4 separate regions of the Homo sapiens genome follow, and regions 1, 2 and 3 are each linked to region 4. Evidence: chromatin loops called from intact Hi-C (ENCODE). Cell type or tissue: GM12878. All regions are shown on one strand. Each heading gives the region's core, and the rest is flanking DNA. Links, peaks and the distances in the headings are about the cores only. Region 1 has its middle 350 kb from the start of IRS4. Region 2 overlaps COL4A5 (collagen type IV alpha 5 chain). Region 3 has its middle 300 kb from the start of IRS4. Region 4 has its middle 210 kb from the start of GUCY2F.

Region 1 (7,638 bases), core at 1,168-6,167, 180 kb after region 4:
ATTCAAGATGGATTAAAGACTTAAATGTTAGACCTAAAACCATAAAAACCCTAGAAGAAAACCTAGGCAATACCATTCAGGACATAGGAAGGCATGGGCAAGGAATTCATGTCTAAAACACCAAAAGCAATGGCAACAAAAGCCAAAATACACAAATGGGATCTAATTAAACTAAAGAGTTTCTGCACAGCAAAAGAAACTACCATCAGAGTGAACAGGCAACCTACAGAATGGGAGAAAATTTTTGCAATCTACTCATCTGACAAAGGGCTAATATCCAGAATCTACAAAGAACTCAAACAAATTTACAAGAAAAAAAAACAACCCCATCAAAAAGTGGGCAAAGGATATGAACAGACACTTCTCAAAAGAAGACATTTATGCAGCCAACAGTCACATGAAAAAATGCTTATCATCACTGACCATCAGAGAAATGCAAATAAAAACCACAATGAGATACCATCTCACATCAGTTAGAATGGTGTTCATTAAAAAGTCAGGAAACAACAACAGGTGCTGGAGAGGATGTGGAGAAATAGGAACACTTTTACACTGTTGGTGGGACTGTAAACTAGTTCAACCATTGTGGAAGTCAGTGTGGCCATTCCTCAGGGATCTAGAACTAGAAATACCATTTGACCCAGCCATCCCATTACTGGGTATATACCCAAAGGATTATAAATCATGCTGCTATAAAGACACATGCACACGTATGTTTATTGTGGCACTATTCACAATAGCAAAAACTTGGAACCAACCCAAATGTCCAACAATGATAGACTGGATTAAGAAAATCTGGCACATATACACCATGGAACACTATGCAACCATAAAAAATGATGAGTTCATGTCCTTTGTAGGGACATGGATGAAGCTGGAAACCATCATTCTCAGCAAACTATCGCAAGGACAAAAAACCAAACACTGCATGTTCTCACTCATAGGTGGGAATTGAACAATGAGAACACATGGTCACAGGAAGGGGAACACCACACACCGGGGGTTGTTGTGGGATGGGGGGAGGAGGGAGGGATAGCATTAGGAGATATACCTAATGTTAAATGACGAGTTAATGGGTGCAGCACACCAACATGGCATATGTATACATATGTAACAAACCTGCACGTTGTGCACATGTCCCCTAAAAGTTAAAGTGTAATAAAGAAAAATAAAAAATAAAAATAAATAAAAACTTAACATCACACCTAGAGGAACTAGCAAAACAAGAGGAAACCAACTCCAAAGATAGCATAAGAGGAGAAATAACCAAAATTGGAGCTGAACTGAAGGAAATTGAGACCAAAAAATGTACAAAGCATCAATAAGTCCAGGAGTTGTTTTTTGAAAGAGTAAACAAGATATATAGACCACCAGCTAGAGTAATAAAGCAAAAAAAGAAAATCCAAATAAGCATAGTCAACAATGATGAAGGGATGTTACCACTGACCCCACAAAAACACAAAAAACCCTCAGAGACTATGATAAACACCTCTTTGCACACAATCTAGAAAACCTGGAAGAAATGGATAAATTCTTGGAAGCATACAAGCTACCAAGAATGAACGAGGAAGAAATTGAATCCCTGTACAAACCAACAGTTAGTTCTGAAATTGAATCAGTAATAAAAACCCCACCAACTATAAAAAGTCAAGGACCAGATGAATTCACAGCTGAATTCAACATGTTGTACCAAGAAGAGCTGGTAGTATTCCTATTGAAACTATCCCCAAAAAATTGAGGACTAGGAACTCCCCCTAACTCATTCTATGAGGTCAAAGTAGAGCAAAGCTTATCCAGCAGCACATAAAATATCTAACCCACCACAATCAAGCACACTTAACCCCTGGGATGCAAGCTTGGTTCAACATACAAAAATCAGTAAACTTGATTCATCACATAAACAGAACTAAATACAGACACCACATGATTATTTAAATAGATGCAGAAAAGGATTTTGATAAGTTTTAACATCTCTTTACGTTAGAAACCCCTAACTAGGCATTAAAGGAACATACTTCAAAACAATGATACATCTATGACAAATCCACAGTCAACATCATACTGAATGGGCAAAAGTTGGAAGCATTCTCCTTGAAAACTGGAACAAGACACAGATGCCCACTCTTGCCATTCTTATTCACTATGGAACTGAGTGTCCTAGCTAGAGCAACCAGGCAAAATAAATAAATAAATGACTTCCACAAAAGATGAAAGGCAGTCAAATTATTTCTGTAGATGATATGATTCTATGCCTAGAACACCCTACAGTGTCTTCCCAAAATCTTCTTAAGCTGATAAACTTCAGCAACATTTCAGGTACAAAATTAATGCACAAAATTCAGTAGCATTTCTGTACAGCAACATCCAAACTGAAAGCCAAATCAAAAACACAGTTGCATTCACAATTGCCATGAAAAGAATAAAATAGCTAGGAATACAGACAACAGGGAGGTGAAAAATTTCTACAGTGAGAACTACAAAACACTGCTCAAATAAATCAGAGATGACAAAAACAAATGGAAAAACATTCCAGGCTTATGGATAGGAAGAATCAATGTTATTAAAATGGTCATACTGCTGAAAGCAATTTACAGATTCAATGCTATTTATATCAAACCGTCAATGAAATTTTTCATGAATTTGAAAAAGTTACCTTAAAATTCATATGGAGCCAAGAAATATCCTGAACACCCAAGGCAATCCTAAGGAAAAAGAACAAAGCAGGAGGCATCATACTACCAACTTCAAATTATGCTACAAGGCTACAGTAACCAAAACAGCATGGTACTTGTACAGAAGCAGACACATAGACCAATGGAACAGAATAGACAGCCAAAGAGTAGTGCCACAGACCTGCAATCATCTCACCTTTGACAAAGTCAACCAAAACCAGCAATGGGGAAATGACTCCTTATTCAATAAATGGTGCTGTGATAACTGGTTAGCCATATACAGATTGAAACTGGACCCCTTTCTTAAACCATAGACAAAAATTAACTCAAGATGGATTAAAGACTTACAATTAAAACCCAAAACTATAAACACCCTGTAAGAGAGCCTAGGCAATACCATTCTGGACATAGGAACAGGCAAAGATTTCATGATGAAGATGCCAAAAACAAATGCAATGAAAACAAAATTTGACAAATAAGACCTAATTAAACTAAAGAGCTTCTGCATTGCAATAGGAACTATCAACAGAGTAAACAGAAAATCTACAGAATTGGAGAAAATATTTGGAAATTATGCATCCAACGAAGATGTAATATCCAGAACATATAATGAACATAAATTAACAAGTAAAAAACAAACAACCTCATTAAAAAGTGGGCAAAGCTGCTGGCTGGCAAGATGGCTGGATAGGAACAGCTCCGGTCTGAAGCTCCCATTGAGATCAACACAGAATACAGGTAATTTCTGCATTTCCGGCTGAAGTACCTGACTCATCTCACTGGGACTGGACAGACAGTGCATGCAGACCACAGATGGTGAGCTGAAGCAGAGTGGGGTGTTGTCTCACCTGTGAAGTGCAAGGGGTCAGGAAACTCCCTCCCGTAGCCAAGGGAAGCCCTGAGGGACTGTACTATGAGGAACGGTGCACTCCAGCCCAGATACAACACTTTTCCCATGGTCTTTGCAACCCACAGACCAGGAGATTCCCTCAGGTGCCTACACCACCAGAGTCCTGGGATTCAAGCACAAAACTGGGCGGCCATTTGGGCAGACACTGAGCTAGCTGCAGGAGTTGTTTTTTATATGCCAGTGGTGAGTGGAATGCCAGCCAGACAGAACATTTCACTCCCTTGTAAAAAGGGCTGAAGCCAGGGAGTCGAGTGGTCTTGCTTAATGGATCCCACCCCCATGGAGCCCAGCAAGCTAAGATCCACTGGCTTGAAATTCTCACTGCCAGCACAGCAGTCTGAAGTCTACCTGGGATGCTTAAGCTTGGTTGGGGGAGGGTTGTCCACCATTACTGTAGATTCAGTAGGGAGTTTTCCCCTCACAGTGTAGACAAAGCCACTGGGAAGTTCAAACCAGGTGGAGCCCACTGCAGCTCAGCATAGCTGCTGTAGCCAGACTGCCTTTCTAGATTATTCCTCTTTAGGAAGGGAATCTCCAAAGGAAAGGCAGCAGCCCCAGTCAAGGGCTTATACATAAAACTCCCATCTCCCTGGGACAGAGCACCTGGGAGAAGGGGCGGCTGTAGGTGCAGCATCAGCAGACTTAAACGTTCCTGCCTGCTGGCTCTGAAGAGAGTAGCAGATCTCCCAGCACAGTGCTAGAGCTCTGCTAAGGGACAAACTGCCTTCTCAAGTTGTTTCCTGACCCCCATACCTCCTGACTGGGAGACACCTCCAAACAAAGATCGACAGGCATCTCATACAAGAGAGCTCCAGCTGGCATGTGGTGGGTACCACTCTGGGATGAAGCTTCCCGAGGAAGGAACAAGCAGCAATCTTTGATGTCCTGTAGCCTCCACTGGTGATACCCAGGCAAATAGGGTCTGGAGTGGACCTCCAGCAAACTCCAGCAGACCTGCAGCAGAGGGGCATGACTGTTAGAAGGAAAACTAACAAACAGAAAGAAATAGCATCAACAACAACAAAAATGACATCCAAACAGAAACCCCATCTGAGGGTCACCAATATCAAAGACCAAATGTAGATAAATCCATGAAGATGAGGAAAAACGAGAGCAAAAAACCTGAAAATTTCAAAAACCAGAACACCTCTTCTCCTCCAAAAGATCACAACTGCTCACCAACAAGGTAACAAGACTGGACAGAGAATGAGTTTGATGAATTGACAGAAGTAGGTTTCAGAAGGTGGGCAATAACAAACTCCTCTGAGCTAAAGGAGCATGATGCAACCCAATGCAAGGAAGCTAAGAGCCTTGAGGAAAGGTAAGAGGAATTGCTAACTAGAATAACCAGTTTAGAGAAGAACATAAATGACCTGATGGAGCTTAAAAACACAGCAGAGATTGAAGAGCAACTCAATGAAATAAAATGAGAAGACAAGATTAGAGAAAAAAGAGTGAAAAGCAATGAACAAAGCCTCCAAAAAATATGGGACTATGTGAAAAGACCAAATCTATGTTTGATTGGTGTACCTGAAAGTGACAGGAAGAATGGAACCAAGTTGGAAAACACTCTTCAGGATATTGTCCAGGAGAACTTCCCTATCCTAGCAAACCTAACAGGCCAACATTCAAATTCAGGAAATACAGAGAACACTACAAAGATACTCCTTGAGAAAAGCAACCACAAGACACGTAATCATCAGATTCACCAAGGTTGAAATGAAGAAAAAAATGTTAAGGGCAGCCAGAGAGAAAGTTCAGGTTACCCACAAAAGGAAGTCCATCAGACTAAGAGTGAATCTCTCTGCAGAAACCCTACAAGCCAGAACAGTGGTGGCAAATATTCAACACTCTTAAAGAAAAGAATTTTCAAACCAGAATTTCACATCCAGCCAAAATAAGCTTCATATGTGAAGGAGAAATAAAATTATTTACAGACAAGCAAATCCTGAGAGATTTTGTCACTACCAGTCCTGCCTTACAAGAGCTCCTGAAGAAAGCACTAAATATGGAAAGGAACAACTGGTACCAGCCACTGTAAAAACATACCAAATTGTAAAGACCATTGACACTATGAAGAAACTGCATCAACTAATGGGCAAAATAACCAGCTAGCATCATAATGACAGAATCAAATTCACACATAACAATATTAACCTTAAATGTAAATGGGCTAAATGCCCCCAAATAAAAGACACAGATGGGAAAATTGGATAAATAGTCAAGATCCATCAGTGTGCTGTATTCAGGAGACCCATCTCACATGCAAAGACACACATAGGCTCAAATAAAGAGATGGAGGAAGATTTACCAAGCTAATGGAAAGCATAAAAAGAGAAGGGGTTGCAATCTAGTCTCTGATAAAACAGACTTTAAACCAACAAAGACTAAAAAAAAAAAAGGCAAAGAAGGGCATTACATAATGGTAAAGGGATCAATGCAACAAGAAGAGCTAACTATCCTAAATATATATGCACCCAATACAGGAGCACCCAGATTCATATAGCAAGTTCTTAAAGACCTAAAAAGAGATTAAGACTCCCATACAATAATAGAGAGAGACTTTAACACTCCACTCTCAATATTAGACAGATCAATGAGAGAAAATTAACAAGGGTATTCAGGACTTGAACTCAGCTCTGGACCAAGCGGAACTAATAGACATCTATAGAAATCTACACCACAAATCAACAGAATATACATTCTTCTGAGCACTACATCACACTTATTCTAAAACTGACCACATAGTTGGAAGTAAAACACTCCTCAGCAAATGTAAAATAATGGAAATCATAACAGTCACTCAAACCACGGTGCAATCAAATTAGAACTCAGAATTAATAAACTCACTCAAAACCCACAACTACATGGAAACTGAGCAACCTGCTCCTGAATGACTATTAGGTAAATAACAAAATGAAGGTGCAAATAAATAAATTCTTTAAAACCAATGAGAACAAAGGTACAATGTACCAGAATCTCTGGGACACAGCTAAAGCAGTGTAGAGAGAAATTTACAGCACTAAATGCCCACAGGAGAAAGCAGTAAGATCAAAAATTGACATCCAACATCACAATTAAATAACTAGAGAAGCAAGAGCAAACAAATTCAAAAGCTAGCAGAAGGCAAGAAATAACTAAGATCACAGCAGAACTGAAGGAGATAGAGACATGAAAAAACCTTCAAAAATCAAAGAATACAGGAGCCGGTTTTTTGAAAACATTAACAAAATAGATTGATAGCCAGACTAATAAAGAAGAAAACAGAGAAGAATCAAATACTCACAATAAAAAAATGATAAAGGAAATATCAGCATTGATCACACAGAAATACCTACTACCATTGGAGAATACTAGAAATAGCTCTACACAAATAAACTAGAAAATCTAGAAGAAATGGATAAATTCCTGAACACATACACCCTCCCAAGAATAAACCAGGAAGAAGTTGAATCCCTGAATAGATCAATAACACATTTTTGAAATTGAGGCAGTAACTAATAGTCTACCAACCAAAAAAACCCCAGGACCAGAAGGATTCACAGCCGAATTCTACCAGAGGTACAAAGAGGAGCTGGTACCATTCCTTCTGAAACTATTCCAAACAATAGAAAAAGAGGGAATCCCCCCTAACTCATTTTATGAGTTCAGCATCATCCTGACAGCACAACCTGGCAGAGACACAACAAAAAAAGAAAATTTCAGGCCAATATCCCTGATGAACATCCATGTGAAAATCCTCAATAAAATATTGGCAAACCAAATCAAGGAGCACATCAGAAATCTTACATAACAAGATCAGTTGCCTTCATCCCCTGGGATGCAAGGCTGGTTTAACATCACATACAGTTATCCATCACATACAGAACCAATGACAAAAACCACATGATTTTCTCAATAGATGCAGAAAGGCCTTCACTAAAATTCAACAGCACTTCATGCTAAAAACTCTCAATAAACTAGGTATTGATGGAACACATCTCAAAATAATAAGAGCTATTTATGACAAACCCACAGTCAATATCATACTGAATGGGCAAAAGCTGGAAGCATTTC
Region 2 (7,638 bases), core at 2,320-7,319, 570 kb after region 4:
ATGGGGTCTGATTGCATGGGATTATTTTCAGGGTGATGAAAATGTTCTGGAATTAGACAGGATTGATGGTTGAAAAATTTTGTGAATATACTAGAAACCATTACACTGTACCCTTTAACAGGGTGAATTTTATTGTATATGAATTATGTCTAATATAAAAGAGAATATACTGTTTAAACAAAAATAACAGCAATGTAGTGTGGTATTTATAACATAATAAACATAGTGTATGAAAATAGTGGTGCGAAGATCAAGAGGGGAGAATTGAAAGTATACTATTGTAACATTCTTATAGCATACATGAAGTGGTATTATGTGACTTGAATATAGACTGTGATAAGTTAAAAATGTGTGCCATAAAAACTAAAGCAGCCACTAAATTAACCAAACAAAATGTTACAGTTAATATCCACAAAGGAGATAAAAGGGAATCAGAAAAAATATTCAATTAATCCAAAACAAAGCATAAAAAGTGAACACATTACGAATGAGGCAAATAGAAAACAAATAAGATAACAGAGTTGAACTTAACCATATCAATAAGCACATTAAGTGCAGTCCATTAAAAAGTAAAAATTGTCATATTGTATTAAAAAGTAGGATCCAACTATGTGACCCTCAGGAAATGCGCTTCAAATAGAAAGACAGAACTAGGTTAAAAGTAAAATAATGAAAAAATATGTTAACACTAACACAAGGAAAGCTGGATGGCAATATTGCTATCAATGTAGTTTTCAGAGCAAATAATATTAACATTTTCTTTACTATATTACCATTATAATAATAATAAAGAGATCATTTTATCAAGGGGATATAACAATCATAAATATTTATGCACCTAAAAGCAAATTTTCAAAATAGATGAAGGAAAAACAGAGCTGCAAGAAGAAAAGCACTAGCACACTTTCATGCACCCATGGGTGCTTCTGCCTGCTCAGAGAATAAAAGAAAATGCTGCTTTCTGAGTAGGAGAAGGAAGTGTTTGTAAAAATGGCTTCAGGTTGTTATCACTTTACACTCCATGGGGAGTAGTTTTCTGTGCTGTTGCTGGCCTTAAGGTGGGCAACAATTTCCACATCTGAAAGTACATAGTCAACTTAATAACATACTTAAACCCAGTAACCTCAAAGCCAGGCTTATTTCTGATTACAATAAGCTATGCAGAGCCCTATTTTAGCCCACATGTTCTCTAACTTGTCTTTAACCTTTCCTGCCTCTCTAATCTGATAAATAGCCACATACTGCTTGGCCCAGCTGGCTTTATGTTTGCTCATATGATTCCTAGTGTAAATTTCCGCTAAAGGGAGTCAAATAAGGGAAACTTCTGCATGTAAAATGTGACCAATGGAGGTTACAGCTAGCAAACTCAAATTGCTTCTATAAGTTTATGTATATTAAGTGTAAACAAAATATAACGAACTTTACTGTTGGAGCTAAAGAAATTTTCCCCTCCATGGAGTCCTTTCTGCATTGTCTATAATAGATAATAAAATTAGTAGGATGGTCTCAGATTTACAAAACTGGCCCTTCCTTAGACACTAATAGCATTGACGAGGCTGCAGGCCAGGGCATTTAAATTCCAGGAGTTCATCTGGATTCAAAAGCCCTGAGGAAGTTCACATGAGGGCACCAGGCCACACCCATAAAGTTTTCTTTAGCTATAGAGGCTTAGACCAGACAGAGTATCCTGAGGTACAATGGATTAACTATAAGCCCCCTGTGCCTAAAGGTTAATTCCAAGGGGTTTCAGGTGCTGCAAAGGTGCTAGGAAAGCATTCATCCTTACCTGGGAACCAAGACTTCCAAAACATACAGCCTATCACTTCTCATGAGGCAGAGACCTCTATATATATTGCTATGAATGTCTACCACACAGGATTATAAGATTTTAGATATAGGCATCTTCATGGCTCAAAAGTGACGATTAGATTTGGAGTGAAAAGAACTTAGTAACTTGTGACTTTTGGGGTCAGTTAACCATTCCAAGGCTCAGCTTCCACATCTGTATATTGGAGACTAATCCTTGCACTGCTTGAGTACATCAGAGTTGTTGAGACTCAGATGAAATGTGTAAAGGATGATATTTTAATAAGAACTACATACATATAAGGTGTTAGTCTTATTACTACTGAGGTGTTAGAGGTAGCCTTCCTTGCAGCCCAAGCAAAGGTCAAATTATTGTGTCAGAGAGACACAAGGATCTGACATCGGGGGTTACCATTGTAGCTTATGATAGACTGGCAACAGCAAGCACTTTGCTGGCCCTATGAAAATCAACCAGGAAACTATTTTGCTTGAAGAGAGAGTATGTTGGCTTCTTGGTAGGTTCGGTGTGGGACTGGTTGAAATTACCAAGTACAGTATTCTCAGGCTGTCTTTGGCTTTAGAACATGACCTGTCTTCCATAATCCCTAGTATAAGCATTCACTCTGGTACCCTTGAACAGAAGGGAAGCAGATGTGAAGAACTTCTGCAGGCTTACTTTTACAGATGCTCTTGAGGCTAGAAAACCACTAATAAATTACTCATTTCTCAGCTAGTAACACTTCAGGGCTTTTCACTGACTGCAAGCAGGTATATCTGGCTTAGCAGATTCCTCTGGTTGAAGTAATACTACCGGGAGTTTCTCTTTGGAGCTTTCAGAGATGAGTTATTGGTACTTGTAATCTAGTCTGCTAATGAGTTAACAAATTAATTATTTGAAGTTAAGATGTAGGAAGACAAATGACTACCTGGGGGAAATAAAAGTGCATTCTTTAGAGATCCAGTGGGACACTAATTGGAAAAAGATAAATAATTTAGGATCATAAGGAACATATTTTGCCTCATTTCACCATAAGTACCCTGGAACACAGCTTCCAATAACTCTTGATAAACTAGGTCTTAGATTAAGTGGTGTTAAGTCATATTTCTGCTGGCCCATCCCTTAGTTCAAAGTCAAAGATGCATGCTTAATCATGCATGTCAGTTTTATCAATTCACCCTCATTTTGTCACATATGGAAATAAAGCACTTTCTCTAGATTTTGGAAACTAGAAGTGTTGAGTATTCGTTGGAGTATCAACAACAAAAGTACAACACACTTAAATTAGGATAATCTGAGGAGAGTTTAATTAGAAATATATAGATGGTGTGGAGGGGGAATCACAAATGGTTGTTCAGGAATCCAGGTCTAGCAGCACAGCAACAGCAGACTTGTCACCATACCCATCACACCTAGACCTGAAAACATGAGAAGGGGTTAGTAGAACCAGAAAGGAAGATAATTAGGAATAGTAAGTCATCTTGAGAGCAGTAGGGACATTCAATTGAGAGTCACAAACCAACCTGAGGTAACCTCATAGAGAAAGAGCCATGAAAATAAATACCCTAACCCAACTCTTGTCCCCTCCTCTGGTATTCTGCTGGGACTTCCAACTGGTTGAACCCAATCAGAAGCCAGAGGGCTCAGGAACCCTCTGGGGCAGAAAGCAGGATGAAATGTGATGGTAGAGGGGGAAACAGAAGATATTTGGCATAAATTGGTATTATGTAAGCAATTTGTTATCCTGTAGGGTCAGGTGTTGGGTATGCAGTCCACTAACAGAGAAATAGATGATTAAGATTACATAAATGTGATTTTAGCCCATGTTTTGGGGAACAGGTTGGTGAGCCAGCTTCCTCCAGACAGCTACTCTTACAAAAATCCCCATTATCTGGCCTAGAATTAGTAAGATTTGGTAGTCAAAGACAGACTAGCATACCTCTTTTCCAGTATACATACAGTAAGTCCTCAGTTAACGTCCATAGGTTCTTGGAAACTTTGACTTTAAAGCTAAACGACATATAACAAATCCATTTTTTCTTCATCAACATTATAACTGAATAATATTGGACATCGTTTCCTTTAAAGTCACAGCTTCTAAAAATATATTGACCACGTGAAGTGAGGATTTACTATATTATGGTCACTGCTTATTCTCCTGGTTGAGGTTGAGTTCATTTTAGATTGCTATCCTTCATGGTGTCCTTAGCTAACAAGCATCCAATCAATATTTGTTGATATAGAACTCAGGAGACAGGCCTCTCTGGATTCAATTCCAACTTAGGAGTATTTCCACCAAACAAACTTTCCAAGCTCCCTGAATATACTCTAAAACCACTGCTCTAAAATGGAAATGACATGATTTTAAAATATTATTCAATTTATTTTGGAGCTGCCTAGGGATGAAGGTGTTTGTATAGTCCAGCCTGAGAACTGAGTTTCTCTGCCAAGGAAACCAACTGAAGTTCCGGCCAAACAAAAGTGATTGCTCCTTGCTTCTGTGTTGAGAGGCATGGGAAGTGCTACCAGAACCAACTGTTAATCAGGCTCTTAAGAAGAGAATCTAACCAACATGAAGAAACCCCGTCTCTACTAAAAATACAAAATTAGCCAGGTGTGGTGGCACATGCCTGTAATCCCAGCTACTCTGGAGGCTGAGGCAGGAGAATCGCTGAACCCAGGAGGCAGAGGTTGCAGTGAGCCGAGATCGTGCCATTGTACTCCAGCCTGGGCAACAAGAGCAAAACTCCGTCTCAAAAACAAACAAACAAAAAAACAAAAGAGAATCTTTGACAGCAAAGCTGTTCTCTTCGTTTTGGATGCAGACATTGGGAAACTAGGCCACCTCTTCAAGTACTTGCTAATGATTTTTATGAGGCTGAAAGAATAAATGAAACTTAAAACAGGGAATCTAGAGACAGGACTTTAGACAACCCTACCACCACCACCAATGAGCTCAAATCATTACACATGCTGATTCATTTTTATAGGCAATAGTGCCCTCTTGTGATTAACTTCTGAATAAGCATTTGATGGCTTGGCATGACATTGAGGCAAAGAACCTTATTGCCACTACAAGAATGAAAAAGTGTTGTTCAAATTTGGATGGGTGGGAAAAAACATCATACAATCACAAGGTGTCCAATACAACCTCCTTTGGAAGCAATGAGTGTGACACCAACATAGCAAAGATCAGGCCAATAAGCTATAAAAATAATTGGAATGTCTACTTTCTTACACAACACATGTGTGTGTATACACTTATCCATATGTGTGTGTGTGTATATATATATTACGTAATATATATATAATGGAAGTTATTCATGTAGACCTCAATTTTTCTGAAGATACATGTGCACGTGTGTGTGGGTACACACACACACACACACACACACACACACACACACACACACATACACAGCTATAAAATACTAGGATTTGGTCCTTAAGTAACATCTGAATCACGAAAGATTCATTAACTGGTAAAACCACATTTGGTACACATAAATATTTGGTAGTCAAACTATCTGATTAAGCAGAATAGTTCATTCATTTCCTGCCAATGTGAGAAAGCTATTAATTGTGTATGACTGTAAAACTTACCATAGTACTTCTGGAAATTTCACAGATGATAAAAAAGCAAAAAAAAACAAAAACAAAAACAAAACAAAACAAAACACAAAAAACTCACCATAGGTAACTAGTAGAGCAGCTAGATTAATCTTTGAATAATTCATGGCAAGAGAGGGTTAACAATATTAATGTCCTGGAATGAATTTGTGTACTTCAAACAACAAAGCAGGGCTAGGAATAGTTAGGAGATTTAAGAAACACATAGACTAGCTGCACATGCAACAATTTAAAAATTAGGAGGTTCTGGGATGGGCGTGGTGTCTCACACCTGTAATCTCAGCACTCTGGGAGGCCGAGGCAGGCAGATCGCTTGAGTTCAGGAGTTCAAGACCAGCCTGGGCAACATGGTGAAACCCCGTCTCTACTAAAAATACAAAAAATTAGCCGGGCGTGGTGGTATGCACCTGTAGTTCCAGCTAGTCTGGAGGCTGAGGTGGGAGAATCGCCTTGAACCCAGGAGGTGGATGTTGCAGTGAGCCGAGATCACGCCATTGCACTCCAGCCTGGGTGACAGAGGAGACTGTCTCAAAACAAAACAAAACAAAACAAAACAAAACAAAACAAACAAACAAACAAAGGAGGTTCTTTTTGGGCCAAGGCTTTCAACCAGCTATAAATGAGAGGGAAAGCTACAAAAAGCAAAATCTCTGGAATTAGTGTTTGCGACTATAACAGAAGGGGCACCTTTGAGTGTACACCATGTAGAAGAATCTGTGGGGCTGTGATATGGTGTTTTCAGTTACAATTACTCATTACTGACTTTATGCATGGGACTAAATGAAAAAATAGAGCTAAAATTTGCGATTGGTGGCTATCCAGAATCAATAAAATAATTAGATAGTTATCATTGTTTGGATCCTAAGTTTTACCACCAGAGATTCTAAGCTTTAGATTTTACATAGGTCCATATTAGGATTTAGAATACTCAAAATTGTTTTGGTTGTTTTATCTTTTAGCTGTAACACAAATTTTACTATGGAAGTTTTTAATATTTTATTTTTAACCAGTCCTTGACTATTTTAGAGAACTATGCGTGTTCATTCTTAATCATTAAGAATATTAGGTCACTAACCTGCTTTAAACATTATTAATGAATTCTTCCCCAAATAGAAGCCAGTTGTTTCCTTTCTTAGCCATTAACACAATGTTGTCAAGAAATTTATTATCTTGGAAATGTCTTCCAATAGGTAGTTTTCTTCATTGGAAAAAGTTTACATTACTATGTTTTCTATCTACTAACAGAGTGATCAAAGCGTGGAGAAACTGATTCCCTGGGAAGAGATGACTTGTTGATGTGCAGATTGGTAATCTATCTGTAAATGAGCAGGGGTTTTTTCCACACAGGCTGAAGAGATACACAACAGACCATCCTTACAACATATATCTTTAATTAAATTTATATTGGTGGGTTTAAAAAACATTAAGTCAGGAGATGATAGCTAGGGAAATAAGGTATCCTGTGAGTATTTATAACAAAATATTTAAAATTTAAAAAGAATAAGAAACATCAATTGGCTTTTTGTAACTTAAAAGAGACTAACCAAGTGTTGTTTCCCAGTTCTGTACAAGCAGAGGCCACAGGAGGATTCTTACATAAGAAGCACAGGGAAAAGAATTGTTAATTCTGCGTGTGTGTTTTTGTTTCTCAGAATTGTTTGGAAGAACTTTGTCCAGTCAGAAATGAGTAAAAACAAGATGTAAGAAACATTAAAACAGGGGGCATATGGTCTTAAGAGATAATCTTGGAGAATATAGCAAAAGACAAATTGCTCCATTAGATATTATAATTTGGTATGTAACATGAACATTTAAAATTCTGATTAAAGTGACTAAAAGGGTTTGTTTTTTAAAAAAAATCAAAACAGAACTTACGGGATAAAACTCAAAATAAATTTACTCTCAGTAGTAACTTGATGTAGGAATATAAGTCCTCTCACTTTGATAAACATGAATATAAAATATTGCTGTCTGTATTCTAGGGTTTCCTACATTTTCTGTAAAGAGTGATTCATGCTATGTCATATGTAAATGACTCAACATTTTGAGCTAAAAGGCTGTTCACAATATACACATTCTTTACTTACAAAGCAAAATAAGCTTAACACCTTTATATTAAAAACCCGGGATACAGCAGGATTAGTAGCACCGTGAAAAATAATTCTTCCCACAAACTGCAGTCTTTTATTTTACTCAATGTGACT
Region 3 (7,638 bases), core at 1,074-6,073, 230 kb after region 4:
GGCAGAGAAGGTAAGACAGAGATATTAAGCAATATGTCTCAGGTGACACAATTGGTCAATGGCAGAAATGGGACTAGAATCCAGATATCCATCTTCTCAATTAAATGACTAAGAGAAAGGTCTGTGTTGGAAGAATTTTCAGTGATTCCACAGGGTGATTAGAATTCATAGCAGGCTACTGAGAGGTAAGTCTGCTTGTTGGAGGAATCCGTTTTCTGTTCAATTTTAACAAGGCCTTGGGAGAGATTGCAGTGTAATCAAACTTGGCACTCCTAAATGTTTAAAGCATGCTTTAAGTTTGGTAGCATTTTTCCTTCTTAATCAAAAGGCCTCTTATCAATATGCTATTGCTTGATACTGCTAATCTGTCCATTTAGTACATAGAAGACTCACATTCATCCACAGATCCAGGAACAATATCTGAGCCAACATTTCATTAACTTGTATATTTTTCCCAAACCAACGATTGGTTGTGTCCCCCTCCCCTGCTTGCCCCACCCCTTTTCTCTTTAGATGTTGCTGGGGAGATTCTGGCACAGCCCTCCAGGAGGAGGCGGGAAACGGGTAGAGAAAGGGGGAGTTAAAGGGTGAGTTACCAGAGGTCACTGTTCTCAAAACAGACAAAAAGGGAGAAAGGAATGGGAAAACCCAAGCCTCTGCATGCCTCTCCCAGAGACAGGGCCTCCTTATGTGGGAATCCTGCCAGAAAATTTGAGGTAGCTCTGAGAAGGAAGGCCACAGGGATTAAGGATGTTCTTATACTCCTGTCTAAGGACCATTTACAGAGTATAGGCAGCCTATTATACACAAACACCTATTCTTCAATGGAAGACACACACGTCCCCTACTTGTGTGTACACAATGGTAAACAGAGGCCTCAGCAGCTACAGAGATACGCACACACTCTCAGGCAGAAACAAAGGGACAAAGGGACGCATCCAGAAAAACGCACATTTTCTAAGCCCTCTAAAAATCACTTAAGCCCAGAAGGAAAATGTGGGAGAAAGAGTAAGGAAACCCATAGGTGGTAGGTGATCCATAGCCAGTGGGACTAGGGTGGGGTTTGGACTTGCAGAGGTGAGAGACTGGATTAGTAGTTAAGTGTGAAAGAGTGAGGGTAAATGAGTTAGTCTGATTCCATAGAAACTCTACCTAAAGGTAGATTAGAACAGAATGAGCTACAAATCCTCCCAAATATTAGTGTTTCAAAGCTAGAATTCTCTGTCAAGGCTTTGCATTCTCCAAACTAAAATAAATTTTAATAACTTTTCCACCTTCTCCAATAGATTTACATTTTAGCACAATTGTGGAAGTGCAAAATGACCATATTAATATGTATGGTTAGATTTATTTTATTTAAATAATTCAAACATATAGGAAATATATTTCTAAGGAAATGAGCATGCACCTCAGGTGATAGAAAGGCAAAAAGCCAAATGCAAAAACAACTAGAGCTATCTGAGAAGAAGAAAAAAAAAACATATAAAATTGAGGGCATCTTTTAACCATTGAAAAGCAGAAATTAGACAAAGAGAATAAAAAACTACCTATTTCCTTTTTGAATTGTTTTTAGTGTTGGCACACATTTGAAGGCACATATAGAGACTGCTAAATCAATGCCCAATATAGTCTCACTATACTGTTGTGAGTCACTGGAGGCAGGGCTAGGCTAAAATAGTGGAAAATCTGAAAAACCCATTTTTAAAGATATGTACCTTTATTAAGACAGTTACTTCAACTATGTTAACAAAATTTTGCTTAGGAAAGTATCTGTTTTCCACAAAGAGTTCAGAATGGATGTTTAGTACAACTGCAATTACCCTTAACCCAGCTATGAGAGTTTTTCAATGAAACAGATTCCCCATTGGCACTCCATCTCTCGGGGAAATAACAATAGCTAAAGTTTGTTGAGTACTTCCTATGTACCAGGCAGACTTTGTTGTAAGCATTTACATTTTTTGTCACATTTATTTCTCACAATTACCTTATGAAGTAGATTCAATGATTATACCCATTTTACTGATGAGGAAACCTGTGACTTCCAAAAATTAGGTACTTTCCTCAAAATTATACACGTAGTAAGAAGTAGAGTCCAGATAGGCTGACTCCAGAGCCTGTGCTATTAGCTGGAGTACTGTGCTTTCTCAACATAAACAACCTTTTGCCTCAGGTAAAAAATCTGGTATCAGGGACTTGTTTTCAAAATGAAAGAAACTTTCAGAGTATGTTTTGGCATCAGCACACACCGAACCCTCTCTTCTACATCCTCCATCTCGGCAGCTACATATGTGGTTCCAAACAAAGCTCACTGACTTTCAGAGTCATGAGCCTCAGGGTCTGCAGGGATCTTCTGGCATCGAAGAAAGAGCCAGTTATCTTCAGTAGACTCTATTTCTAAAGCTGGAAAGCAAACTAGCACCTTTCAGAGGAATTTGTAACATGGATTGAACATATAATTGTTTTCTGCCTAACTTTCAGTTAACCAGGAAAGTAAATCAACTACAACCTCCCATCCCTGAACAGTCCAAGAAATCAAGGCTTTGCTGCAGTGAGTCTAACAATTATTTACATGTATATGAATACACTTTTAAAAGTGCACCTCCAATCATTTCTTGGAAAACCTTTTTTTCTTTAGCTACTACATAACTTTAGCCCAGCCCTACCTTATTGCAATTCTCAAAGATTATTAATTACAAGAGTCTGGATTAATGAAGATTTATGTATTTGCCCTTGATAAGAAATACTAACGCCAATCTAATATAATCATTCAATGTTTTTATTGTATAATAACAAAATAATGCACTTTGGGAGGTCGAGACAGGCGGATCACAAGGTCAGGAGATCGAGACCATCCTGGCTAACACGGTGAAACCCTGTCTCTACTAAAAATACAAAAAATTAGCCGGGTGTCGTGGCGGGCGCCTGTAGTCCCATCTACTCAGGAGGCTGAGGCAGGAGAGTGGCATGAACCCGGGAGGCGGAGCTTGCAGTGAGCCGAGATCGCGCCACTGCACTCCAGCCTGGGCGATAGAGTGAGACTCCGTCTCAAAAAAAAAAAAAAATGCTGTATGAATCAACAATGATTATGACTATAGACCAAAAAAGGAGAGGGGGAAATTGAAAGAAAACTAAAGAAATAATTTTGATAGGTTCAAAAGTTAAAAAGCTACTGGTTTAGTTACCATGGATACCATGTTCTGACTATAATACTGGGCTTTTGCTCACAGACACTAAAGGTCTGACTCTCCAGCTGCATACCTCCTTTCTGTGCCTGCAGTAGTAACTACTTGAAATGAAAATTCTGTATTTTGATGAATGAGAATGCAATGAGAAATTTCCTGTGCAAGAATCGTAACTTGCTGAAAACATATTCCAATGAGGTTAATTCCAAAAGGATTTTTAACTCATTTTATATTACCAAAGACTTCTAAATAAAATTCACTACACAACAACCTTTATAAATCCATAGTAAAGAATCAGAAATCAGGAATTGTTCAGAACTACAATAGGCCTATATGGCCCTTTTTTTAATCATTGACTCTTGCCACCCACTGGCACACATTCTTACTGCCCATTTATTGAGGCTTTATGGGGTCTGGGCAGAACAAATAAAATGGCAGATTGGGAATTCCCTCCATAAATTGCAGAGACACGAATACCAGAAATATTTACCAAAATCAGTAGCTGTGTGAAGAGTTCTTTGCTTCCTTCATACCCTCTGGATTTAACAAAATATGTAAGACATTTTCTATTGAATTACAAGAGAAAAAATGAGCAGATAAGAGGATTTAAAAAAAAGGCAAAGAAGGAGAAACACCCCTGTGTATAGCATATGGACTATAGGGTAAAATAGACACAAAGTTAGTGTCTAACACGCTCAAATCCCAGCTCTGTCATTTTACTAAATGGGTAACCGTGGGTAAATTACTCAATCTAAGACTCATCTTACTCATTTATAGGAAAGAGACCATAACTGTAGAGTTGCTCTAAAGATAAAATGAGTCATATGTGTGGAACACTTGAAACAATGTCAATTATTCACTAAATGTTAATTTTTAAATTATTATCTGACATCTCTTAGTCACTGATTTCCTTCTGGCTGTGGCAAACTTACAAGCTTCTTGCCATATCAACTACTTTCCATATTGTAAGGGAACACTGACAAAATCTTCATTTCCTACATGCTTCTTCTTGCACCTCCCTACTTCTCCCTGCCCCCAAGTTTATTCACTATCAGGCTTTCTAACCCCATAATCTGATACCTGTTTCACCTGGCCTTCTAAGCAGCTCATGTTCTTCACTGTTCTCTGCTCCATGAGAAACAGAACCCGGCCATTTGTGGCCCTGTATCTTCCTTGCCCCTGAGTTATGTGAATCAGTAATTTTCCACAGACTTCAGGACTTTACCTTGTTCTCAAAACCTTGACTCACTCTTTCCTTTATTTTTATATTGCAAGCCCCCTGACTAATCTGAAGTGATCCTCTCTATCTTTAGGGAACATTCGTCTCTCTAAATATTTTTACTTATCCACTCTATTGTGCTTTCTTCTGTGCCCTGTGAATTGCTTTTTTCAGAATCTTCATATGCTGTTATCAAAAGCTTTCTACACACTCGACAATATAGCTATAAAAATTCTTTTTTTAAATTAATTTATTTATTATTATACTTTTTATTATACTTTAAGTTTTAGGGTACATGTGCACAATGTGCAGGTTAGTTACATATGTATACATGTGCCATGCTGGTGCGCTGCACCCACTAACTCGTCATCTAGCGTTAGGTATATCTCCCAATGCTATCCCTCCCCCCTTACCCCCACCCCACAACAGTCCCCAGAGTGTGATGTTCCCCTTCCTGTGTCCACGTGTTCTCATTGTTCAATTCCCACCTATGAGTGAGAATATGCGGTGTTTGGTTTTTTGTTCTTGCGATAGTTTACTGAGAATGATGATTTCCAATTTCATCCATGTCCCTACAAAGGACATGAACTCATCATTTTTTATGGCTGCATAGTATTCCATGGTGTATATGTGCCACATTTTCTTAATCCAGTCTATCATTGTTGGACATTTGGGTTAGTTCCAAGTCTTTGCTATTGTGAATAATGCTGCAATAAACATACGTGTGCATGTGTCTTTATAGCAGCATGATTTATAGTCCTTTGGGTATATACCCAGTAATGGGATGGCTGGGTCAAATGGTATTTCTAGTTCTAGATCCCTGAGGAATCGCCACACTGACTTCCACAATGGTTGAACTAGTTTACAGTCCCACCAACAGTGTAAAAGTGTTCCTATTTCTCCACATCCTCTCCAGCACCTGTTGTTTCCTGACTTTTTAATGATTGCCATTCTAACTGGTGTGAGATGGTATCTCACTGTGGTTTTGATTTGCATTTCTCTGATGGCCAGTGATGGTGATTTTCATGTGTTTTTTGGCTGCATAAATGTCTTCTTTTGAGAAGTGTCTGTTCATGTCCTTCCCCCACTTTTTGATGGGGTTGTTTGTTTTTTTCTTGTAAATTTGTTTGAGTTCATTGTAGATTCTGGATATTAGCCCTTTGTCAGATGAGTAGGTTGCAAAAATTTTCTCCCATTCTGTAGGTTGCCTGTTCACTCTGATGGTCATTTCTTTTGCTGTGCAGAAGCTCTTTAGTTTAATTAGATCCCATTTGTCAATTTTGGCTTTTGTTGCCATTGCTTTTGGTGTTTTAGACATGAAGTCCTTGCCCATGCCTGTGTCCTGAATGGTAATGCCTAGGTTTTCTTCTAGGGTTTTTATGGTTTTAGGTCTAACGTTTAAGTCTTTAATCCATCTTGAATTGATTTTTGTATAAGGTGTAAGGAAGGGATCCAGTTTCAGCTTTCTACATATGGCTAGCCAGTTTTCCCAGCACCATTTATTAAATTCTAAATGAAACTAAATTTCAATATGCATGGTCAAGGAAAGTAAAAGAGAAGGTATAAATAAGTAAATCACAAATCAAAAGAAAAACTGCAAATCCAGATGAAGTTATGAAATTATAAAACAATACTACATATAACTTTATGTGAATTAATTTGAAATCCTGGCTGAAATGTAAATGATAGTTTTCCTTATGTATATCCAGTTGTTCTAGCACCACTTGTTGAAAAGACTGTCCATTTTCCATTGAATTTCCTTGGTAATTTTATTTAATATCTATATGTGGGTATATCACTGGACCCTGTCTTATTTCATTTATCTTATTGATGTTCTGTCTGGATGATCATTCTATTATTGAAAGTGGGGTGTTGAAGTTCCCTACTATTATTATATCTCTGTCTATCTCTCCCTTCCAACACAATAATATTTGCTTTATATATTTAGGTTTTTTGATGTTGGGTGCATATATATTTATATATTTTCATATCTTCTTGCTGAAGGAACACCGTTATCATTCTGTAATGACTTTTATTGTCTTTTCTTACAATTATTTTATATAAGTTTAGCTATTCTTGTGTCCTTTTGGTTTCTATTTGCATGGAATGTATTTTGCTGTCCATTCACTTTAAGTGTGTCTTTACAGGTAATATGAATGTCTTGTAGGTAGCATGTCATTGGGTCTTATTTATTCATTCAGCCACTCTACATATTTTGATTGCAGAGTTTAATCTATTATATTCAGGGTAATTATTAATAGGTAAGAACTTATTTCTGCCATTTTATTAATTGTTTTCTAATTGCTTTGTAGATCCTTTGTTTATTTCTTCCTTCTTTGCTGCCTTCCGTTGTGGTTAAGTGATTTTTCTCTAGTTGTATGTTTTGGTCTCTACTTTAATTTTTTTCTGTATGTACTCTAAGACTTTTTTGTGGTTACCATAAAGCTTACATGTCATCTTATAGTTATAACAGGTTATTTTAAGATAACAACTTAACTTTTATAGTTAATTTGTATAACAAAAATATCATCCACAGTATTACTTCACTCCCCAACACAAGTATTTTGGATTTTTTATGTCAAATTTCATGTATTTTTATATTGTGTGTATGTTAAAAATTATTGTAGATGGAAGTGATGTGGAACAAGATGGAAAAATATAAAGCTCCACTGATCATCCCCCTCACAAGGACACCAAGTTAATACCGAACTACACAGAAAAAGATGCCTTTGTAAGAGCCAAAAATCAGGTGAGGACTTAAAATACCTAGTTCTAACTTCATGTGATTGAAAGGGCCACTGAAGAGACCAAAAAAAACAGTCCTGAATAGCCAATGCCACCCATCCCCCATACCCACAAGCTACAGCATTGTGTGGAGAACATCTCTGGGCACTGGGGGAGGGAGAACACAACAATTGCGAGTCATTGAACTCAGTGCCATACTGCTACAGCAGAAAGGAAAACCAAGTCAAACTCACCTGATGTCCACCCACAGAGGGACCATTTAGACTGGCCTTAGACAGAGGAGAATTGCCAATCCCAGTTGTCCAAACTTGAGTGCCCACAAACCTCACCATGGAGGGCCAAAGTGCTTTTGGTCTCTAAGTAAACTTGAAAGGCATTCTAGGCCATAAAGACTGCAACACTTAGACGAGTCCTAGGGATGAAATGAACTAGACCCAGAGACTGTAAACTGGGGTAGGGGGAGTGAGGGGGTACATACTGAGACACCAGCTG
Region 4 (7,638 bases), core at 1,064-6,063:
CTCTTTGTGAATTATAGGTGATTAGGGGAGCCATGTTGTCCTTTGTACCTGAAGGGCCCCTGGAAAAGTGATGTGGAGAGCAGGACTCTCTGTCTCTAGTCTCTTCTTTTCCCTCCTAGAGTTTGGAGTAACAGGCAGAAAACACTTTTCTGTAGATTTTTAAGTCAGACATTTCCCTGACACTCAAATATACTCTGGGTCTTCTAGTCTCTGTTGGCTTCTTTCACAAAAGAATTCTGCTGCTGCTGCTGAAACTCACATCTGGCATGACCAGCAGGAAAGGGCCAATGAGTCTGTCGGACCTTGTGAACAAAGCAGAGTCCTAATGGTTGGAGGAGAGAGAAAGGTGGTAAAAGTCAGCGCATGAAATTAAAGAGTAAGAGACCCTTGTGCAAGTTCTTCAGAAAGTTCCGTGGTTTCCAAATTCTACATGTGCTACTTTAGTTTCCTGTAAGACAGCACATAGAGAAAGTGCTCAAGATATGCTTAATGAATTAAAAGGGAGAAGGAAGTTACAGTCTCTGAGAACCATTGTCTAGTTTCCACTCACCCCATACAGATTTCTTAGAGAGGAGGCTAGAAAAATAGATCTGTATTGATTTTCAGAATTTCCAAACCAACATTGTATCTGGGCTACGGCCTTGATATACGTAGAGAGAAAATTCCATTTCAACAAAAGCAAGCACCATCTGTAATATCCATTAAACCCTAAATGACCAATGGTGTGTTTGAGATCCAGAGAGGTGGAGTGAGTTTTTGAGCTTCTATAGTAGGAAGAGGAAGGTGAGAACATAATTCAAGTATTCTGACTCCTGTTTCTCCATGAGAATAATTTTTATTCTTCTGACAAGAACGATGAGGATGGAAATTCCACTTGTTTGACAGCTTTGGATATTACTAATCTAAAGGTGGTCAGTTCACAGTAAGCAGGAATAAGGAAAAGTAGTATTAACCTTGCTCATCACATGCAAACTTCTCCCCTGTGCCCACCAATGAGGAATTTCATATAGAATTGTAACAATGTTAATTATAATAATACTCTGCATAGGTTTATGATTAAGATCCTGCAGCATCTCATCCCTCATATGTTTCCAAGGCACATTTCTTTTTTAATACAAGTATCTTTTTCACCTTATGAATGTTAAGTACTACAATGGTTTCTTTTGCACATTTCTTTTCTTGAAAATAATGTTTTAAAAGCTTGTATTCATTAATTTATAGAAGCATGCTTTACTTTTAATGACATTGTATCCAAGATGTTGCTAGCCAAGCCTTAACTGTGTTCCTTGTTTCTGTCCCTCCTTCCACTTTTTTTATGTCTTGTAATTATAAATAATGAAATGTTAAACTAGACTGGATTGCATTTAGAACTTTCCCCAAAGGCCCCAGCAAAGGACCTGGGGATGAGCCAGTGTTTCACAAATTTGGTTTGGACATGTACACTAGAGGTTTCCCAAGTCTCCATTCTGCCAAGTTGGCCTAGCAATCTCCCAAGAATCACTTGTCCTGCTGTGTTCTGCCCCATGGACTTCCAGGGGATCTATTCAATTGGGCCCTTGTGTTCTAAGAGGCCCGGGTATTCTGATATCTGAGGCGTAACTAAACAAACCCAGCAGGGGATGGGGAGCTGCCTGGGTTACCACCATAAGAAGAGCTGTTCCCCTCATCCATCTCTCATCACAGTTCCAAGAAAACATTAAGCACCTGGTTGCAGAGGAGAAGACACATTGCCTGGACTCTTATGCCTTCTGTTCTGTAAGAGCCAGGGGCACACTCAACTAACAGACACACTGACACCAACAAATGACTGGAAAATACAAAAATGGACAGCATTAAATGGTGGTGGTGATGGTGGTAGTGTGTGTGTGTTTATGTGTGTGTGTTTTAAAGCTATATAAATTGAGATTTTCTTTCTAGGCCTTCTAGCTTTTTCTAGAAGAATTAGGGCAGGGATGGACGTAACTTCAAATTGACTCTCAGCCAGTACCCTTCTAGGCCCATGTCTTTATGCTTCCTCCTCCCTTATCTCTTTTTTAAAAAGGAAAAGAAAGTCCTGTGGGAAGGCCACGTGCTGCTGTATTTTTACAATTTTATTTAGTAGAGGCAAAGATGTAAGCATTTTACATGTGCTGTCCCTTCTCTCCTGCCACTCTTCTATTTCTTCCTCCTTCTGGTGTCTTTTTCAGCCCCTTTATTCCTAATTTATCTCTGTTTCAACCTATTCTCTATATTTGTTTCCTAACCCCTAAAAACATCTCTTTCTGGAGATGATAGCTGGGTGGTGGGATGCGAGAGGAAGACAGAGGGAGAAAGAAAGAGAGAGAGAGAAATGGGACAAAGATGGGCGGAGACTATGGAAAGGCAGGCATTCCTCTCTGTCCTAGCATGCATCTTCTCTGACTTCCCTTCATCTTCAGAGAAACTAATACTAATAGGTACCATACAATGAATACTTAATATGTGCAAGTGGTTTCAATACATCATCTCATTTAATTTTTGTAATGACTCTGCAAGCTGGTAACATTGCTCCCATTTTACAGATGAGAAAACTACAAAGGTTCAGCAAGGTGAATCAAGTGGAGTTGGACCACTAAGATTTGAATCCTGGCTCTGCTATCTACTAGCTAAATGAGCTTGGGCATGTTGCATTTCTCTGTGTCCCAGTTATCACAATTACTCTACTCTAGAAAGGTACATAGCATGTGTCATCCTTGCTAGAAACTCACATTGTTCATCTGCTAAACTCCTATGCACCAACTTGCTGATAGAAGGGAACCATCCCAGATGCACTTCAGGATACTTCTTCTCTTCCCACGTGGTTTGTGCATATGGACAAAGATGTTTGGAAGACTTGGTTGGTGGGCATTTCAGGCCATTCATTCATTGCACAATTAAACCAAAAAACAACTACTTGTTGTGGATCATGCAAAGCACTGAGAAGACAGTAGTGAACGACAATACATGGCCCTTGTTCTTATGGAATCACACAAATAAATGCAAAATTTTCATTGCAGCAAGTGCTACAATGGATCCAATGGGCAGGAACATAGTAATATAACTGAGGGAAACTTGGAAAACTTCCTTTAAAAAGTGATGATGGAGGTAACTTCTGGAGAAAGAGAGGTAGTTGATTCTTAAGGAGTGAGAAAGAGCTTTCCAGAAAAGGAAATAGCTTGCACCTTGTAGTAGGAGGGAGTGTAGCAGATATAAACTGAAGACAGATGAGTATGTCCAGAGTGCAAGGAATGCGCAGTATGTGGTAGGGTACTGTCAATATGTCAGGCTAGCAGGTACCTCTTTGAGGACTCAGGTATGTGTGGCACTCTTCCATCATACTATATAAGCATGGAGATGGTACACCAAAGATTTTCTAGGGCAGTCATGAATTCAAATTCCATAGTGTTGTTGCCATAAGCACATTCATAGTGTCAGTTTATGTGTTCTAATTTAAAGCTGAGAAAAGAGGGTAGCTGTATGCCTTCTCAGCTCCCCGGGGATGTCTATTTTGTGGAACAAATGGGTGGGCCTCAAGAAGTTTCAAAATAGAGAAGGGGTACTAAGACTCAGTATACCAGGGAAGAGGCAGTTACACTAGGTGGTGGCATTGGCTAGGCATCTTTCTCATTGGTTCCTCATCACTTTCTGACTCCCTTCTTTATTCTCTATTACCCCAAAGCCCCACCCCCTTGAAGACTGGAGTGCTGGTCAGGTGGGCCAGCATCAGGGTAGGATTTCCATTTGTGGCAGCTTAAATTAGTCAAGGTAATGAGTTAGAATTTTAAAGAGCAAGAAGAGCCAGGGGATGATGACAAGTCTGTTCTTAGAAAGCACTAAGGGTCAAAAGCTGAGTGTGGCAAGCCTAAGGGGTGAAAGCAGGGTCACAAACAAACAGGAGACAGTTCCAAGAAGGACTGGAGTCAGGTGTGCAAAGGAACAGAGAAAGAAGTGAAGAGCAAGAGTAGGAGTGAAGTGAGACGGTTCAAGGCAATTACCTCAAATGAGGCCCTGAAAGCTGGGACTCATTTTCTTTGGCTGTCTGCCATGTAGTATGTGGGTGAGTTGGCCCAGTATAATGGCATGGGTCTGGGACTTCCCCGATTTGCTCAGGGAGAAGTTATGACTTGCCTGGGAGCATTCTTGAGGTAGAGGGCTGGTTCTCACCAGTACTTTGCTAATCCACAACCTTTCTCTTACACCAGCTCCTGAAACTGGCCAATGTGGAACTGAAAGTTTCAGCACCTGCTCTTCCCCCAGCCTCTGGTTGGCATGGGGCCATGGGGGAGGATATGAGTAGGCTGGGCTTAACCAAAATACTGGAAGCCACCTACCTCCTGTGTGGGCAGGATTAATAGGAAAGAGAAGACAAAGAGTTTCACAATTTCATGAACTGTAAAGAGGCTCAGCAAAGTCTTCATGTACTTAGTAGGGTGGATGTAAGTTGAGAGGCAAAAGTATTCAGTGATTAAAGGTGTTAATCTTAAAAGCATACAATCTGAATTCAGATCCCAGCTCTGCCACATGATGGCTGTGTGATCTTAGGTGAGTCACTCAACCTTTCTGTGTCTCATTTTTTCTACAGTAGGAAAATGAGGATAATGATATTTGTCACCTAAGATTGTTGGACAGTTTAAGTGAAGGAATGCATGTAAACTGCTTAGCACTGTGTCTGGCATATAGTAAATGTTTAATAAGTAGTAATGGTTATTTTTACTGGAAGAAAGCTGGATAGAATCTCCTATCTGAATGATCTCTCCAAGTGCTTGAAATCTACAGGGGTTGGGATGGTGTTTAGTAATGCAGAAAAATGGCAAGGATGGAAATCATTACTCCAATTGTTGGGTTAAAGGTGCATTCTAGATGTAGGAAACTCCTAAATGGGAACTCAGCATAGATAAACCAGGGAAAGAAGTCATATTGTTGCATAACATGTACTAGCAGAGGTTTAGTCTGATGGCCCTTGGCAGTAGCCCAGGGTTGACCCATTGATAGGTAGGTCTGGGACTTGGCTGGGCAGGGGATAGCTGGAACAGCCAAGAACAGGCAGAACCAGAGGAAGAATGCAAACCTTTGCATGAGAAGCACTGAAGAAACAAATGAGAAGACTTGAGATGATCATGTCTGGGATAGCAGTGTGAGGATGGACACAGGATGCATAGCCAAGTTCAGAAGGCATGTACCTACAGGGACCAGTCCAGAGGGAATGAGGAGCTAGAGCAGCAGCAATTTGAGTAGGTTCACTGTGACTGCCATGAAAGGGTCCCTGAGGGCAGGTATTTGGCTTTATTGGCTGCCAACTCAGTAGTGTGTGGGTGGGGTGGCTTGGGCTGGTTGGTATGGACTGTGGCAGAGAGTAATAACAATATTACTGCCAGGTGGATATAATTTCTGTTTTACAGTGGAGAAAACTTAGAATTAAAGGCATCAAACAATTTGTCTTACATAGCACAATTAATCGTTAGCAAAGATGGGAATATGGGAATAATCCCTAAGAGAACATCTGAGGTAAAATGAACAGTAAAGCAAAGTTTCCTCATGGTGGCAGGGGTGGCATGGGGGCAGAAACCGTAAGTACAAGAGAATGTAGGCAGTTGTTACTCTCCCTGAGACTGTGTATATTAGAATTGCTGCATTATAAAGAATGTAGTATGATTTAGTAGTTAAGGAGTGCTTTCTGGAGCCATATTGCTTAGACTCAAAATCTGGCTCCTCCACTTACCAGTTGTATGACCAACTGTATGAGCAAGTGACTTAATCTCTCAGAGCCACAGCTTTCTCATCTGTAATGTGAACAAATGGTAGTACCTACTTCTTATGATTTTTATGTGATTTAATTAGTAAAGCACTTAGAAAAGTACCTGGCTCATAATGGGCACTATCTAAATTTTACCAATTAATAAAATAATAATAATTAGAGCAATAACAAGGACTAGTTTAGATAATGCATATAAAATACTTACCACAATGCCTGCACATGGTAAATGCTCAACAGAAGAATTATTATTATTACTATAAATACTCTACAGCAATAACAATTAGGTAAGCATTGGTCTCAGGAGGAGTTAACTAGCCTCACAAACCCGTGGTAGACAACCTTTATTCTAGAAATCTGAGAAAGACCCATTCTTCTCCTACAAATACAGCTCCTTCTTTCTATATTTATAAAACTGCCAAATAAATGAACTGTCCTAGGAGGTATAGTGCTCCCATCATAGCAGGCACTAAAGCACAAGCTAGCTAATTGCTAGGCAGGGTTGCTGTATAGGATACTGACAGACAATAATAACAATGATAGCTAACAGTAACATAGGTACTCCTAGTATCCCCATTTTATGGATGAGGAAACTGAGGCAAAGAGCACTCAAGTCCTTTGCCTGAGATCACATAGCCAGTAAGTAGCAAAGGTCCCTTTCAACCCCCTGACATCCTCTTGTGAAACATAGTAGATTCAGTCCCCAAGACTGTAATATGAATAATATTATTGGCTTCCCTTTTCTTCTTGTCAGGATGAAAGGAAGTGATGGTGAGTACTGGATTAGAGCTATAAGATTTAAAAGAGGAAAAATATAAAAGAAGACAGTAGGGCCAGTGGCACTTCAACAGACAAACTTTATCAACTCACATCTTTAGGGAGGTAGCCTCAGTATATTGAACCTAATCTCATGAGATCTGAACTGCCTGAGCTCTCTCTCCCAGGAGTCCTCAGGGGATTTTGAGATTAGAGCTGGCCCAGAATTACCAATTGGAGACACAAGTGCCCACACAAAGTTGTTCTGCCTGTTCCAGGTCTGTAGGGAGCTGACTCACATTTTGCTTACTACAATGGGCTCTATTTCAGTATCAGCTTGATCTCTTGCCAGAGCTGTGTTCAAGGAGGAGAGGTAAGAGAAGAGAGGGGATTCCTGGCCTGTGGGATGGTTCAGAAATGGGAATAAGGAAGTCATATTTTCTCACTCAGGAAACAAAGTGGCTGGAACAAAAAGTTCAGGTCAGACAGTAGCAAAAGCTGAGGGAAGACACTAGCAGGAACTGAAGGAAGTTCAGTAAGGAGGGGTTAGCTAGAGAGGACTTTGACACATAAGTTTGGATCTTCTATTCCTGCACCTATTCTCTGACATCAACTGGGTGTCCTATGATTCAGTTCAATTTGAGCACTAACTACCTTGAGTATCTGAACAGTGGAATGACATCCAAATACTCCAGAAAGATTCTGGCTGACCTATGCACACTGCACTACAGTGATCTGAGACAGCAGTTCAAGGAGATTTGAAGATAGAAAGGTCTCTGAGAGGCTATGCGATAGCCCAATCTAAACGGAACTAGTTGGTAAGGGGATGGAAGCCACAGGAAAAGAACTGGAAAGAATGGATAAGAAAATAAGTGGTTGACACCATGGAAAACTGCTTATTCAGTTACATCTTTATTCAAGATAAGTCCTCTGTCTAGAACCCACTTCTTACATTCCTTCACTTGACTAACACTCATCCTTCTAAACTTACTCCATTTTCTGTGAAAGTTTCCCTGGTCTCCCAGATTGTATGAAAGTGACTTGTTCATGTATCTATTTTGTCTACAATATTTAGAGTTTCTTAAGGGTAATTTCTCTTTCTTTCTTTCTTTCTTCCTTTCTTTCTTCCTTTC

Evidence for each region. A loop is a pair of places that touch in the nucleus more often than their neighbours do. Peaks named below come from ENCODE experiments on the same cell type or tissue, not always from the same donor. Only the 100,000 strongest peaks of a DNase experiment are listed, where the experiment ranks them.
Region 1: a loop joins it to region 4, with 3 times the contacts of the local background. A loop is called at or near these places in 1 of 110 quality-filtered maps.
Region 2: it touches region 4 in a loop (7-fold over the local background); 1 of 110 quality-filtered maps calls a loop at or near these places.
Region 3: it touches region 4 in a loop (5-fold over the local background); 1 of 110 quality-filtered maps calls a loop at or near these places.

What each region holds. Positions count from the first base shown.
Region 1 is chrX:109,085,424-109,093,061 of GRCh38, reverse strand. No RefSeq gene overlaps it. Among named protein-coding and RNA genes, the nearest start is that of IRS4, 350 kb to the right of the region's middle. In GM12878, for the core only: no CTCF peak of the experiment used is centred there; a DNase peak (open chromatin) is centred at 3,471.
Region 2 is chrX:108,696,712-108,704,349 of GRCh38, reverse strand. COL4A5 (collagen type IV alpha 5 chain) reads right to left here. Exons shown (of 53, transcript NM_033380.3): 53 at 6,805-7,638. Among named protein-coding and RNA genes, the nearest start is that of IRS4-AS1, 36 kb to the left of the region's middle. In GM12878, for the core only: a CTCF peak has its summit at 4,797 (motif pointing left); DNase peaks (open chromatin) are centred at 4,809 and 4,986.
Region 3 is chrX:109,033,189-109,040,826 of GRCh38, reverse strand. No RefSeq gene overlaps it. Among named protein-coding and RNA genes, the nearest start is that of IRS4, 300 kb to the right of the region's middle. In GM12878, for the core only: no CTCF peak of the experiment used is centred there; a DNase peak (open chromatin) is centred at 4,024.
Region 4 is chrX:109,267,677-109,275,314 of GRCh38, reverse strand. No RefSeq gene overlaps it. Among named protein-coding and RNA genes, the nearest start is that of GUCY2F, 210 kb to the left of the region's middle. RefSeq lists enhancers at 3,715-3,934, 4,015-4,314, 4,425-4,474. In GM12878, for the core only: no CTCF peak of the experiment used is centred there; a DNase peak (open chromatin) is centred at 4,144; H3K27ac peaks cover 1,209 bases.